Linked DNA regions of Homo sapiens: all the other regions are linked to region 2. Evidence: chromatin contacts called from ENCODE Hi-C or POLR2A ChIA-PET data. All regions are on one chromosome and are shown on one strand. Each heading gives the region's core, a stretch centred on a gene start or an enhancer-like site at or near the end of the contact. The rest is flanking DNA. Distances are from core to core; before and after follow the strand shown.

Region 1 (2,801 bases), core at 220-2,719, 410 kb before region 2:
AATAGTGCTTTTCCCATAGAGATGCTGTGAGGATTAAGTGCACACAGTATGGGCTTAGAAAACGTTAGCTGTTATTATTATCCAAAAGAAACAACTGAGTTCACACTGAAGTAACTGTTTGCACTCTGCATTCAGGAAGAAGAAACGGTCTTGACGTGTGTTTTTACTACCTGTGGAGACTTCTCCCAAACCGCTCACTTCTTCGGAAGGACATAAAACTCAGAATACGCCTGGTTCCCCAGCACAGCCTGTCACTCCTACTATCCTCTGCCCTCGCCGCTCCTATCCTGCCACCGCAGGGCTAGCGGCAAGCAGCGCTAACCTCCGTGCGGTGCTTACTCGGTGCCAAGCACTGTTGTAGCACCTCACACACATTAAATCATTAGATGCTCACAGCAACTTTACGGGGCAAGTACTACTATCCTCACTTCACAGCTAGGGAAATGGAACGGTTTTCTTCTTCCAGCTTTTCGTGAGGACACCAAATCCACTAAGTTCTACTTTGCCAAGGTAATTCATGCTTGACACGTCGGCTCCTGACACTATGCGATTCTGCAAAGCGGGGCAAATGCCCTAATAAGATCAAGTCTGCAAGCAGATTCTTCTAGCGACAGTCCAAGATTTCCAAGTTTGTCCTAACCAAATGAATACAAGAAGAGAGCCTTCAAAATAAACCGGGGCGGGGGGGGGCCGAGCTGCAGCTTGCGGCTCAGCCCGCAAGGCACCCTGAGGGCGCGGCCAGCGGGGAACGCAAACCGCGTCCGTGCACGAGTCCGGGAGCCACAGCCTGGGCCACGGCAATTGACTGCGAACCCACAACAAACCATTCCCACCGAAGCTGTCACGCGCCCGGAGGGAAGTGGCCGCCGCGCCCCGCAGGGGTCAGAAGGACCCGCGGAGAGGAAGAGTGAGGGCGGGCGTGGAGAATTCCTCCCCAGCACTGCGCATCGCCGGGGGCACTGCCTGCCCCGTGCGGCCGCTGCCCACGCACCGCTGGCCACCGGTGCCTGCTCCCCGGAGGGTAAACACCGCCCCACCAGCGCCTCCCTCCCAAGGCCGGAGGTCCTGGCGGCTGGAGCGACCCTGGCCGGTAAGTAGGCACTGGCAGCCCGCGCCGCGCCGACGGGCACCCGCGCAGCCTGCAGAGCCCACAGCCCGGGCGGGCTGCAGCGCCGCGGGGCTGGGCCGGCACGTACCTCGGAGGCGGTGTGTCCAGCGGAGATCCACCCGCAGCAAGTTGGAGGAAAGCGGCGGCAAGTTTCCCCGCCCAGCGCTCGGCGGCGGCGAGCTCCGGCAGCTGCTGCGCCGCGGCAAAACTACGCCATCCGGACCCGCTGGGGACTCTCACCTCCTGCAGGGAGCTCCGGGAATCGCGCAGGGAAAGTGGCCGGGGCGCGAGAGCCGCCGACTGCCCTCCTTCACTCGCTGGGAAGAGGAAAGTGCCGCTCGGCGTCCCCGAAACCCTCGATTACCCCCATCAGGCCGACCCGGCGCACTCGCCCTCCCTCGCACACACGCGGGCGGGGACGGGCAGGACGCCACAGCAATCAGCGCGCGGGGGGAAGGGCGCTCCTCCGCCGGCCCCACCGGGGGCTCTCGGCCGCCCAGAAACTCCTCCTCCCGCCTCCCGCCTCCCGCCTCCTCTCTCCTCCCCCTTTGCCTCCGCGGCTGATGGATGAGCCCCGAATGCTGCTCGAGCCTGTGCTTCCCTTCGGGACGAGGAGGCCGAGAGAGAAGGGGCTAGGGGCGCGGCCGGGCTCAGCGTGCCCGGGTTGGGGCGGCCCCTGTCCTGGGGGAAGCGCGAGGGAGACGTGGGCACGAGCTGCGGGGACTCGCTCCCTCAAACGAGGTCCTTTGAACTTTCCAGGGCTCCCTGGAAGAGTTGGATTTTCATTTGGTTCCTTGGTCTTTATATAAAAGTTCTGAAACCTCAGATAATCTGATCACAGCCTCTTGCCCTCTCCCCAGCAGAGCTCCCCCATGCACACATTCATTCTGTCCCTGTGCTTTTTCCCAACCTCCGGTCCCGCTTGTTGTCACGCTCTGATGGTGGGCGCCGGCGGAGTCTTGCCTCTTCCCCTCCAGCAGCTGAGACTGCATTACCCAGCCGTTCCCCCTGCTAGCTAAATAAATTAATACAAATAATGGAGCTAGGTCAGCATTACCGGCGTTACCCGGAGGTGGGCGCGATATGAACGACAGTCTCGGCGGGGCAACGTCCTAAGTACCTGTGCCTGTGCGACGTCCTAAGTACCTGTGCCTGTGAAGTACACGCTGCAGAAGTTGAACTGCTGGCACCAGAACACCACTCTGATACTCTTGCTTACACCCAGTTTTTCTTATTAAAAAGTATACTTAAGTAACAGGACATTGTTTTACAAACAGGCAGGTGAAATGACCGTGGACTGACAGGTTTCAAAGACCAGACTTCCAGTCCTGACTACTGTGCGACCTTCCACAAATGGCTAACGGCTAATACCCGTCAAGGCTCAGTTCAAATGAAGGGCTTGGCCTAGAAGGCTTCTTCCAGTTCTAAAGGGCTATGGACCTATGCCTTTTTTTTTTTTTTTTTTTTTTTTTTTGAGATGGAGTCTCGCCCTGTCGCCCAGGCTGGAGTGCAGTGGCACAATCTCAATCTCAGCTCGCTACAACCTCCGCTTCTCAGGCTCAAGCGATTCTCCCACCTCAGCCTCCTGAGTAGCTGGGATTACTGACAAATGCCACCACGCCCAGCTAACTTTTTGTATTTTTTGTAGAGGGGGTTGGCAGGGCGGGGGTCTCACTTAGTTGCCCAGGCTGGT
Region 2 (2,737 bases), core at 67-2,566:
TATCAAAATTAGGATTACCCTAATAAATACTTTAATAAGTGACCTTGAAATCTACTGTACCAGTGAAATCTATGAAAAGGATCAGGATTAAAATGTAAAAGGTTATTTAGATAAGTATGTCACCTGGAGAAATAATCCAATCTGCCTCCCCCACTCATGCTCTTTACAGGTCAAAAAAAGCAAGGATTAAAGAAGATAAACAATTTGAGTGACCACAAATATAATTAAAAACAATCTGTGCCCTTCCCATATTTTGAAAGGTATTTAATTTTACAAAAATTAATACTTACACATCTCTTTATTATAGACTGAAGTTCCTCTACAGCCATTCTTATTTCTCCTAGTTTCGATGCTAAAATCTACAAATACAAAACACACTGTTAACTATCCGTGATATTACACTTAAGTATTCAAAAGTTATGTTTCAGTGTGATAAATTATTAGTAAATACAATAAAGAAAATGGAAAGTTTTTGTTGTTGTGTTTTTTGGTCCAATAGCATGCTAGGAGAAAATGTAAAGTTTTAAAGTTGAAATGTTATTACTGAATCTTAGTATGTTTGCCTAAGAAAATAAAGTGTTTTTTTAGAAGCCCTTATTGCATGTTTTAAGTTTTCTAGGAGCATAGTTTTGAAAGCTACTTTGAAGGAAAAAAAAACAAAAAAAACCTCTCGAGCACTCCCAAGAGGCGAGGCATATACGAACTAAAGGGCTTTTAAAAAGCAAAGCACTTCTTTTCTGAAAAAAAATTTCCAAAAGGTGGACCTGAAATCAAAATTCTAATCATCAGGGGATTTTTCATTTTTAATGTCTCACCTCACAAAAATTGGGGTGCAACACAAGCTTATCTATAGGGGGTGAAGATTCAGATGCCCTCCATTCCATTTCTCTCTAGGAGTTGCAGTCCCCAAAGTGATCAATCCAGCTAGTGAAATCACTGTATCACACGGAGACAAGACAACGGCGGCCTTCAGGAGGAGACCATCGCTTCTCCTGGCGGCAAGGCTCGGCCCCAAGCCCTCAGTAGGGGCGCGAGTCAGCCCGGTCCTCAGGGCAGCGCGCTGGAAGGCGAGTGAACACCCCAGCGCGCGTGCGGGCTGCATCAGAGGAAGCCATGTCTTCCGATTCCTGCTCGCCTAGGTGGGCAGGCTCCACCACCTCGCGTGGCCTAGTCGGCCCGCAGCACCAAGTCCGCCGCGGCTCACGGCCAACCGCGAGCCCTGGCCACCCTGAACCTCTCCACAACTCCACTTACCGGCCAGAACCCTCGCCTCTCCCAGCCGCCGCCACCTCCTCCGGCGTCTTAGCCCGCTCTTCTGGCCCCGCCCCGCGCTACGCGTAGGGAGGCGGGGCCTCGGGGCGAGACGCCGGAGCGTGTCCCCGTCCGGCAGACTACTCTCCCCCATGGCGGACTTCGCTGGGCCGTCTTCTGCCGGCCGCAAGGCCGGGGCTCCCCGCTGCTCTCGAAAAGCCGCAGGTAGGAGCAAGGATCTCTTCCCACTTTTGGACCCTGAAAGCTGGGCCCCGATCTCGAGTTATAGACCGCAGCGCGCGGGCGCTCCTGAAAGGCTGCTTCAGGGGAGGGGTTCTCCCAGGTAGAGTAGGCCGAAAGCTTCCCACCGCCGTCCGCACCTCCTGGGAAAGATTTCCTGGCCGCCCCTCACCCCTTTACGCCAGTGTTCCAAGATTTCCCTCACGCGGACTGTGGCCCCAGCCTCTGAGACAAAGGACAGTGGAGGCCCCGGGAACCCAGGCCTGGGGTCCCCGGGTTTCGGGGCAAGTGACTAGGGCAGCGTTGGCAGCTGGCCTTGAACCTAGGACCGGTCCTCCTTTCCAGATTGCTTGGGTGCCCAGTTCTTTAAGGTGCCGGACTCCCCTCTTCCCCCAGAGAGGACGTTTGGCAGACGGAGAGAGGTTTCCCCTAAAAGTACCCAGATCTCAGATTTTCAGGAGTGGTTAATTAAGCAACTATGATACAGAAGAAAATTCAATCCCCAAAGAGATACATTTTAACCAAGAAAAATTAGACAGTAATCAATTTGCAAAAACAAATTGCTCTCCCTTCCTATTTCATTTTGATTTACACACGATTGGACATAAAATATGTGGAAAAGAAGAAAAGGTGGTCTACAGTTTGTTATTTGTGTAGGAATCTATCTTGTACCTAATGTGTTTGTGTAGACCTGACCTACTGCCACCATGTGTAGCTTAACTGCGGGGATGCATTTTGAGAAATAAGTTGTTAGTCGATTTCATCCTTGTGTGACCATCATCGAGTGCACTTACACAAACCTAGATGGTACAGCCTACTTACACACTAGGCTATATGGTACAGCCTATTGCTCCCAGGCTACAAACCTGCACAGCATGTTACTGTACTAAGTACTGTAGGCAACTGTATATCTAAACATAGAAAAGGTACAGTAAAAATACAGTATTTTAATCTTATGAGACCGCTGTCTGTATGCTGTCCGTCGTTTACGGAAATGTCATTATGTAGCACATGACTGTATTTTTATTGTAGGTACTAAACAGACAAGTACTTTGAAACAAGAAGATGCTTCTAAAAGGTATGACAGCTACATGGACAACTACATTGGCATATCTACTTATCTTGTATTACTTGTACCAATTTTAAAACAATAATGGTTACCTTTTTTTTTTTAGAGAAAATTATCATGAGAGGGAAGGGAAAGATCTGGGAAGGCCTATAAATTCTCACATAGACTGTTACATTC
Region 3 (2,749 bases), core at 109-2,608, 490 kb after region 2:
TGCAGTGAACCAACGTCGCCACTGCACTCCAGTCTGGCGACAGAGCGAGACTCCCTGTCAAAAAAAAAAAAAAAAAAGAAAAGAAAAGAAAAAGAAAAAGAGCTTCTGGTACACTGGTGAAATTCTACTAACAAAATTTTAAAACAAAAAAAGTTACTTACATCAGCTCAGAACAAAGATTAAAAACTACCAGCAGATCACTTTTCTTTAACTTCAGTAAGCACTGGAATTCATTCTTTCGGCAAAGAAAGGAGTTTATTATTCAACACTGTAACCCAAAGAAAAGATACCACTTCAAGAAAATACTTCTTTTCGAAAGCAGCTCTACCAGCAATAGATAGGAGGAAAGCGAGGAAACCATTCCAAAAGGCTTGGTTTAACTCTTGGGTGAAAGGATGCCAAATGAGATGATCTAAGAAGCCCCAAAGACAGACAGACAGACAGACACAGGGAAATCACAGCAACTCTTTTGAGTGGAAACACCAACACCACAATCCAACCTACCGGAAATCCTGAGGTTAATTTGAGGCTTGCCCCACTAGTCATAAGGTGATTCAGGAATGGCTACAAACTCTTCTCAAGTTCATTCTGGACCTGGCACATCTGTCTTGCCCATCAGCAGCCTGGAGACACGCCATGCGCAGAATCCCGGAGGCCAAGTAAAGACGCCAACTTTGCAAGTCAGGGGGGCGAGTGCTCTCGCCCCTCAGGTCCCCAAAGGGAACCGACTTCTGGCCTCGAGGGTGGGGTGCAGGGTCAGTGTCCTCCACGGGATTTACGAGGACGTGCCCCCGAAGCTGCTCCGTCCCTCCACCGCCCTGGGACGCCACAGTTAGACCCGCCGACGAGTTTCTTCCCCAGCGCCCACGAGAAGGAGGGCTGCGGGCGGCGGCGGCGGCGACAGGCGAGGAAGCGAGTGCAGGGAACTTAGGCCCTGGCGGGGCCAGGCGCGCCCGCCCCGCTCCCACAGCAAAACTTGCGGCGGCCCCCGCCCGCCGCGCCTCGGCCCAGCTGTGCGCCAGCGGAACACGGACTCACCGCCCGCCCGGCCTCCCGGCCCGCCCGGCCTGGCGCAGCGCCCCTCACCTTGGAAACGTTGAGTAGACTTCGCCGTAAACATTAACTTCCCATCCAGCCGGCAGCCGCGCCGCCGCGTCTCAGCGCCTCGGCCCCGCTCCTGGCTCCACGGGTCGCCCGTCCCGAGTTCCCAAAAGCACCACGCTCACTCAGAAGCTCAGGGCCGCCTCGCGACCCTCACCTACCCCTCCCGGCACCGCCGCTGTCGGAACTGCAGCCAGCCCCTTGCCAGCTGGCCAGCTGGTTCCTCCGGGGTCCGGCCCGGCCGCGTCAGGAGAGCCCAAGGCGCAGGCGCGGGAGGGCCTTAAAGAGACCCGGCAGCCTCTACCGCAGAATGGGTTGGAGCAGGTTAGGGGCCGGGCGGGCCGGCCGAGAAAAGGAGAAGGCGAAGGGATTGGACGGAGTGCAGAGGAGGCGGGGAAATCGCTCTCGCCCTCCGCCTCTCTTTCAAAGCACCAGCCTTCAGTCCTGCAAGTCGCCGACTTCCCCGGCCACTGGAACCGCCCCTTCCATGTTAAAACGGTAGAAGACACACCCCCTCGGGGGCCCGAAGCGACCCCGAGCTTAGGACTGCAGGCCTCGCGCTGCCGCACCGACGCGGAGCCTGACTTTCAGGGCCCTGGCACGCGGTGCTGACGCGCATGCTTCGGAAGGCAGCCCCGAGCTCCCCCAGAGGTGGCCTTAGGGCACTCGCAAAAACAATAATCAACGCGTAAATGACACTTGTAATTGTAATGTACTCTTACACGTGTCTTCGCATTGGGTTTATGCAGACTACTGCAGGGGGCAGAACATGGGCACGAATACGTAAGATTCAGCCGGGCAGCCCTCCAGCGTCAACGAAGACATTCTTAGAAGGAAAGTACTTTGTTTGGGACGGAAACAGCCTATTAATTTCTGGTCCAGGAAAAGCAGGCAAGAAAAAGTAAAAAGGCAATACAGATTACTTTCATTATATGTTTAGAAGTGACAGCCGGGCGCGGTGGCTCACACCTGTAATCCCAACACTTTGGGAGGCCGAGGCGGGCGGATTGCCTGAGGTCAGGAGTTGGAGACCAATCTGGCCAACATGGTGAAACCCCGTCTCTACTAAAAATACAAAAAAAAAAAATAGCCCGGCGTCGTGGCGTGCGCCTGTACTCCCAGCCAAGCTACTCTGGAGGCTGAGGCAGGGGAATTGCTTGAACCACGGAGGTGGAGGTTGCAGTGAGCCAAGATCGCGCCACTGCACTCCAGCCTGGGCGACAGAACGATACTCTGTCTCAAAAAAAAAAAGGGACAAAAATTATAATAATTAGCAGCACAAGAAACTCCGGAATTATTTGTCTAGAAATTAGTATCCCTATTTTTAAATTTAAATTTATAAGACAGAATTCGCAGATGGGTTTCCACTGAACTAAGCATTTCAGAAAAAAAAAAAAAAAAAAACCTTACTTTTTTTTCAACAAGATTAGGAAATACCAAGAAATAGGAAGTAAAGCCATGCCCTCCACCCAGCTAAAAACTTTGAAAACTTGAACTTTTATCTGAGGCATATGTTTGCATAACTTTAGGTTGTGCCATTATTTAAAGAAATTTCAATTAACAATTTTATTGCAACTCAATCCTTGTATAAGAAAACTAAGCTACATCCTTGATAATGTACCTCTCCCCTCTTATATTCCATCCGTCA

Evidence for each region. A loop is a pair of places that touch in the nucleus more often than their neighbours do. ChIA-PET counts read pairs that join two places held with the same protein, here RNA polymerase II (POLR2A). Pooled maps may share reads with other maps.
Region 1: a loop to region 2 is called in a map of mammary epithelial cell, with 7 times the contacts of the local background. The contact joins the promoter of TGFBR3 here to the promoter of GLMN in region 2. A Hi-C loop is called at or near these places in 2 of 168 maps with a recorded cell type or tissue (mammary epithelial cell and naive thymus-derived CD4-positive, alpha-beta T cell), 2 of 37 single-sample maps with no recorded cell type and 11 of 50 pooled maps. POLR2A ChIA-PET finds 5 or more read pairs at or near these places in 2 of 52 experiments (WTC11 and activated T-cell).
Region 3: a map with no recorded cell type shows a loop between it and region 2 (7-fold over the local background). The contact joins the promoter of EVI5 here to the promoter of GLMN in region 2. A Hi-C loop is called at or near these places in 5 of 37 single-sample maps with no recorded cell type and 11 of 50 pooled maps. POLR2A ChIA-PET finds 5 or more read pairs at or near these places in 3 of 52 experiments (HEK293, K562 and activated T-cell).

Annotation. Positions count from the first base shown.
Region 1 is chr1:91,884,682-91,887,482 of GRCh38, forward strand. TGFBR3 (transforming growth factor beta receptor 3) reads right to left here and starts at 1,470. Exons shown (of 17, transcript NM_003243.5): 1 at 1,197-1,470. RefSeq lists enhancers at 278-1,041, 1,042-1,804 and silencers at 947-1,156, 1,167-1,246, 1,597-1,736.
Region 2 is chr1:92,297,671-92,300,407 of GRCh38, forward strand. GLMN (glomulin, FKBP associated protein) reads right to left here and starts at 1,317. Exons shown (of 19, transcript NM_053274.3): 1 at 1,255-1,317; 2 at 291-359. The coding sequence starts at 329. RPAP2 (RNA polymerase II associated protein 2) reads left to right here and starts at 1,389. Exons shown (of 13, transcript NM_024813.3): 1 at 1,389-1,476; 2 at 2,524-2,569. The coding sequence starts at 1,404. RefSeq lists enhancers at 415-1,311, 883-1,352, 1,573-1,802 and a silencer at 814-1,151.
Region 3 is chr1:92,783,750-92,786,498 of GRCh38, forward strand. It overlaps EVI5 (ecotropic viral integration site 5), which reads right to left and starts at 1,359. Exons shown (of 20, transcript NM_001350197.2): 1 at 1,087-1,359. RefSeq lists a silencer at 940-1,209 and an enhancer at 1,480-1,759.